2 separate regions of the Homo sapiens genome follow, and region 1 is linked to region 2. A link is an interaction called in ENCODE POLR2A ChIA-PET data of the cell type or tissue named here. Cell type or tissue: CD4-positive, alpha-beta T cell. All regions are shown on one strand. Each heading gives the region's core, and the rest is flanking DNA. Links, peaks and the distances in the headings are about the cores only.

Evidence for each region. ChIA-PET counts read pairs that join two places held together with the same protein. Peaks named below come from ENCODE experiments on the same cell type or tissue, not always from the same donor. Only the 100,000 strongest peaks of a DNase experiment are listed, where the experiment ranks them.
Region 1: POLR2A ChIA-PET joins it to region 2 with 7 read pairs; 3 of 35 experiments call an interaction of 5 or more read pairs at or near these places.

Annotation. Positions count from the first base shown.
Region 1 is chr17:64,381,769-64,384,676 of GRCh38, reverse strand. The region is part of intron 2 of PECAM1 (platelet and endothelial cell adhesion molecule 1); the gene reads left to right. Among named protein-coding and RNA genes, the nearest start is that of PECAM1, 7.6 kb to the left of the region's middle. In CD4-positive, alpha-beta T cell, for the core only: no CTCF peak of the experiment used is centred there; no DNase peak of the experiment used is centred there.
Region 2 is chr17:64,119,546-64,122,453 of GRCh38, reverse strand. The region is part of intron 1 of ERN1 (endoplasmic reticulum to nucleus signaling 1); the gene reads left to right. Among named protein-coding and RNA genes, the nearest start is that of ERN1, 9.1 kb to the left of the region's middle. RefSeq lists enhancers at 987-1,126, 1,357-1,416. In CD4-positive, alpha-beta T cell, for the core only: no CTCF peak of the experiment used is centred there; a DNase peak (open chromatin) is centred at 1,193; H3K4me3 peaks cover 694 bases; H3K27ac peaks cover 1,544 bases.

The sequences.
Region 1 (2,908 bases), core at 222-2,721, 260 kb before region 2:
TTATCTGAAGGCTTGACTGAGTCTGGGGAATCTGCTTCCAAGCTCACTCCTGTGGCTATGGGCTGGAGGCCTTAGTTCCTCATCCTGGGTACCTTCCACAGGGCTGCTTATGCTATGACTGCTGGCATTCCCCAGAATGAGGGATCCCAGACAGGAGAGAGAGTGATCAGGATAAAAGCTGCATTGTCTTTTATTACCTGATGGAGTATTTTGTTGGTTAATGTTAACGTGGGAGGTGACCACGTGTAAGTGTGATGAGCAGAGGGCAAGGACCATTGGGGGGGGCATCTTGAAGGGCTTCTATAGCAAGGGAGGTGGTGGTGGTTGTGGCGGTAAAAACTAGGTCACTGTTTTTGTTGTTTTGTCGATGATATTTGTGTTAAGATGAAGAGCTGAGACTCATATCTCAACAGAGTTTATAAAATGCTTTTCTTTTTTCCATCCTGCCCTCTCTTCTCCCTTGTCTGTTCGAGCTAGCCATGGGAATGTGGTGTTCCTGCCAGTGCATCCATTGAGTTCGTTTATTGTTAATTTATTTATTTTCTGAGATGGAGTTTTTGCTCTATTGCTCAGGCTGGAGTGCAATGATGTGATCTTGGCTCACTGCAACCTCTACCTCCTGGATTCAAGTGATTCTCCTGCCTCAGCCTCCTGAGTAGCTGGGATGACAAGTGCCCGCTACCATGCCCGGCTAATTTTTGTATTTTTAGTAAAGGCTAGGTTTCACCATGTTGGCCAGCGGGTCTCGAACTCTTGACCTCAGGTGATCCACCGACCTAGGCCTCCCAAAGAGCTGGGATTACAGGTGTGAGCCGCCACACCCTGCCGAGTTTGTTTATTTGAGCAGATAATGTGTGTTAGAGTTGCTTAGAAAAACAAGATGGTGGACGGGCCCCATGCTAGTGGGTACCATCCCTACTGGAAAAACCACTGCTTGGTGCATTAGCCAAATTTGCTTTAAAATTGTTTTTTAAAAAGGGAGGGCTTTTATAAAAATCAAATGAACTAGGACTGGTTAGTGGGAGGCTCACGCAAGGGTTGTGCTGAGGCTGGAAGGCCCAGAGTAGGAAGAGTTGTGGAGTGCAGAATGAGCTCTCCAAGGGCAGACACTGCCAGCCTCACTGTTCTCTGAACCCCCAGTATGGGGGACAGTGCTTGGCACAGAAAAACCCCCTTAAATGTTTGCTATGAATGGTGCTAAGGAAGAAGGCAGAGAATGTCAACCAGAGGCCAGGCACTGGGCAATATATACACGGCCCCTTCTGTGCCCTCAGCCACTTTGGCGCAGTCACTGTTTAGGTTAAAGATACCAGAGAAGGCAGGTATTCATGTTCCTACTTCGTAGGCAGAGACGTGGTGGCCCAGAGAGGTTAAATAACTCCCGAGATCACCCAGCTAAGCACTGTGGGATCACGGGTTTGAATCTGGTATGTCTGACTCCCTTCTGTACCCAGCACTGTCTGCTGGTCTAGGGCATAACCAGCCAGGGATGGGCAGCTCGTTCAGTAAACAGGAGAGCAGATGAATGACTCGTGTGGAGAGCACGCAGTGGAGTGAGCAAAACTGGGAGGCTGGAGAAGTCGCTTTAAATTAACCTGAAAATGTTTAATATGCTTTTTATTTTGTTTATTTTTTTTGAGATGGAGTCTATCTTTGTTGCCCAGGCTGGAGTGCAGTGGTGCAATCTCGGCTCACTGCAATATCCACCTCCCAGGTTCAAGTGATTCTTCTGCCTCAGCCTCCCGAGTAGATGGGATTACAGGCAACTGCCACCACGCCTGGCTAGTTTTTGTATCTTTAATAGAGATGGGGTTTCACCATGTTAGCCAGGAGGCTGGTCTCGAACTCCTGACCTCAAGTGATCTGCCCAGCTCAGCCTCCCAAAGTTCTGGGATTACAGGCATGAGCCACCACGCCCAGCCTTAAATATGGTTTTTATTTGAAAAAAAAAAAAATCCCTAGAAACATGTAGTGGAGACACAGCTTTAAAGCTCTGAATAGTTGATTTTCAGCTCATGCCTGTAATCCCAGCACTTGGGGAGGCTGAGGCGGGATGATTGCTTGAGGCCAGGCGTTTAAGAATAGCCTGGACAACATAGTAAGACCCCATCTCTAAAAAATTAAAATTAAAAAATAAAAAAAGAGTCGACTTTATTTCTGTAACTGGAAGAATCTAGCTAACATTTCTCAAGCACTTTATAGGTGCCAGGAACTCTACTTTAAGTAATTAAACTCAGGTTCTCATTTATACTTACATTCCTTGTGCCTATTGTATGGATAAGCAAACTGAGGCTCAGAGAAATTTAGGGACTTGCCAAAGGTCACACAGCTTTGTTAGTAGCAGAGATGAGATTTGGCCCAGGTCTGGCTCCGTGCACTTGATTTCTGCTCTTTAGTATCTCCTGGTTGAGTCACTGGAATACACAGCATAGCTTAAAATGAAGGAGGAAGTACTGAAGAGGTAATGGAAGGAGACCTAACTGTCTCTGAGAGGGAAGAGAGTGGTTGGGAGGGAACTATATTAATTGAGGAGTGCAGAGAAATTAATATGGTCCAAAGGAAAAAAAGGTTTTTTTGAGATGGAGTTTTGCTCTTATTTCCCAGGCTGGAGTGCAATGGCATGACCTTGGCTCACTGCAACCTCTGCCTCCCAGGTTCAAGCAGTTCTCCTGCCTCAGTCTCCCAAGTAGCTGGGATTACAGGCGCCCACCACCACACCCGGCTAATTTTGTATTTTTAGTAGAGATGAGGTTTCACCATGTTGGCCAGGCTGGTCTTGAACTCCTGACCTCAAGTGATCCACCCGCCTCGGCCTCCCAAAGTGCTGGGATTACAGGCATAAACCACCGTGCCCGGCTGGTCCAAAGAAAGTTGTGTGTCGAGAGCTCATCCAGCAGGCTTCTTAAAT
Region 2 (2,908 bases), core at 228-2,727:
ATTAGACTGCTTGATGGGCTCTCGGCCATGTAGTCCAATGAGTCTCAATTTTTTCCCCTTCCAGCTGCACATAAGAAATATGGCGCACATCCCTCAGTAACAGTATGAGCACATCAGAACCTAGGAGGGTGGTGTTTGGGGCACCCTCTCTCAGGCATTACCCTCCTCTCCCAAGCTGAGAAAAATTACTACCCTGCTCTGTCTTCCAGAGCAGACAGATGGGAAAAGGCAACCAGCAAGGGCTGGTAACCTGTCCAGGGTCATGTGTGAGTGGCAGAACCAAACCTTAAACTTGATCCTCCTACCTCCCTTTGAAGAGAAGCCCCTGCAGTGCTTATGTTCTGGTGCGTATGTTGGGACAAACCAGTCTGGCTACCCTCAGTCATACCCTGAGGAGCTGACCAAACTATGTGGCCATGAGAGAAGGATCTAGAGAAGGTCTAGGCCAGTAGGCTTTCTTGTAAGCTTCAGGAAAATACCCAGATAATGTTATTTTTCCTCCGTTAAGAATCATGGCCTTCTACCCTTTGTTGCAGTTGTGCGAAGATGCCATTTTGAGATGGGAATGCTGCCTTCACCTGAGAGTCTCCATCAAGGAAATTGGCCATTTTCAACTGTAGAGTCAAATCCAGCAATCATGGAGAGAGTAGGGATTAAAAGCCTGCTCGGCTGGGCACAGTGGCTCACGCCTGTAATTCCAGCACTTCAGGAAGCTGAGGCGGGCGGATCATAAGGTCAGGAGTTCAAGACCAGCCTGGCCAACATGGTGAAACCCCATCTCTACAAAAATACAAAAATTAGCCAGGCATGGTGGCGGGCACCTGTAATCCCAGCTACTCATGAGGCTGAGGCAGAAGAATCGCTTGAACCTGGGAGGCGGAGGTTGCAGTGAGCTGAGATCCTGCCATTGCACTCCAGCCTGGGCAACAGAGACTCCGTCTCAACAACAACAACAAAAAATTGCCTGCTAAGCCTAATTCACAGTTTAAGCTAATTTCTTTGCTTGGAGTCTAATAATATCCAAGCAGGTGCATGTTTTCAGTAACATCTCGCCTAGTCATATGTCTGAAAGAACAAAACTGAAAGTTCTTTCCTTAGAGGCCTTTAACCCAAGCCGCTCTTCTCTAGCTCAGTCACAGCCTTCACCAAGAAGTCCTGAAAAGATAGAACTCTTGCATTACCGTGCTGGTTCTGGGTGTTTGCCTTTGCAGAGGCGCCACCTGCCAAGCAGTTCTGGCACCAGGGAGCAGGTCTGTGATGACAGGAGAGAGACAGTGGCTGTGACTCTGGCTCTTAAACCACAATGGAGGGATTCAAGTTAGCTTAGGTAGCTCTCAGAGGAGACTAATGAGGGAAGGAAGGAGCAAGGGGGGAAGGAAGGTGCCCCTGGGAGTGTGTCTCACTTCCCTTGCTGGTTCATCCGAGAAGGCAGGGACCCTGGCTTGCTGATGGTTGCATCCTCTGTGGCATTTAACGTGGCATGCTGGTTATACCCACTGTAGGGGGCACTCAGCAAATATTTATTGAATTCTTCTTTGAGACTCATTAAGACCAATAAAGGGGCTGTATTATATCATCAAGCAAGTGGGTTGTGGATGGGGGTGGGAGGTATTGCTTCAGCTATATTTTATATTCTTTAATGGGATTGCACCAGTTGTGTGTCTTTCTACAGAACTAGAGGAGCTTTCAGGATATTTGCTTGGGTGGACGTGACCCATAGTGTGTAGTGTTCTTTTGGTGGGCTCTTCTTATCAGTAATGAGATTAATTTTTCCATTGCCAAACTCCATGAGGTAAACAGTTTGTGATTATTTCATGTCAGTTTCATTTTTCACTCAGCATGATGTTTCACTGTTAAAAAAATGAACCTTGGCCCAGAGTTGTCCTCTCATGTATTAAACATGACTTCCTTTGTTAGTAGACTAATTTATAATTATAATTCAAAACCATCCCATTCTCCAGTGGATTATTTCCCCCCTCTCTGTCAGATGAAGGAATAATTGTTTGTCTGGGCTGCAGGAGTGTCTGTCATGGAAACCGAATTTTTCTGTACATTCTCTGAACAAACAGTGCTGTCACATCCCTAGAACCTGACATTGTCATTGATCTCCAGTTGAGTCAGAGAAGTTTGTTGACCAAGGTAAATCAGATCTCTCTTCTCTTAAAGCAAATGGCCCATGACTCCTGAGGGGCCACTAGGAGTGAGAGAATCACCTGTACAGGGGGCCACAACTGTGGCTAGGAATGTGTTACTTGAGGCGGTGCTTCCCAGCCATGACTCAGTCACCTGGGGAGCTTTTTAAAAACGCTGTGCTGGGGCCCCATCCTATGTGAATGAAATTGGAATCTCTGGGAGTGGGGGCCGGCATCTTTTCTTTTTTAAAAAAAAAATGTTTAAGGCCAGGCTCAGTGGCTTACACCTGTAATCCCAGCACTTTGGGAGGCCAAGACAAGAGGATCACTTGAAGTCAGGAGTTTGAGACCAGACTGGGCAACAATGAAAGACCCCATCTCTACCAAATAAACCAGCAAAAAATGTTTTAAGGCCCAAGTGACTCTGATGTGCAGCCAGGATGAGGCCTTCAAGTAATTTTTGTACCTTAATCCTGGAAAGAACAAATGCATCTCCAAATTCCCAGTCACGTCACAGAGCACGGGACCAGACTAGACACAGCATTTGGCTCATTTTACAGAGAGGTTAGGATTGATAGAGTCCGCTAGTTAGTGTTAGAACTAGAAATAAAGTTCTAACTTTATTTCTAGTTCTAGGCGTGGTGGCTCATGCCTGTAATCCCAGCACTTTGGGAGGCTGAGACGGGCGGATCATCTGAGGTCAGGAGTTGGAGATCAGCCTGGCCAACATGGTGAAACCCCGTCTCTACTAAAAAAATGACAAAAATTAGCCAGGC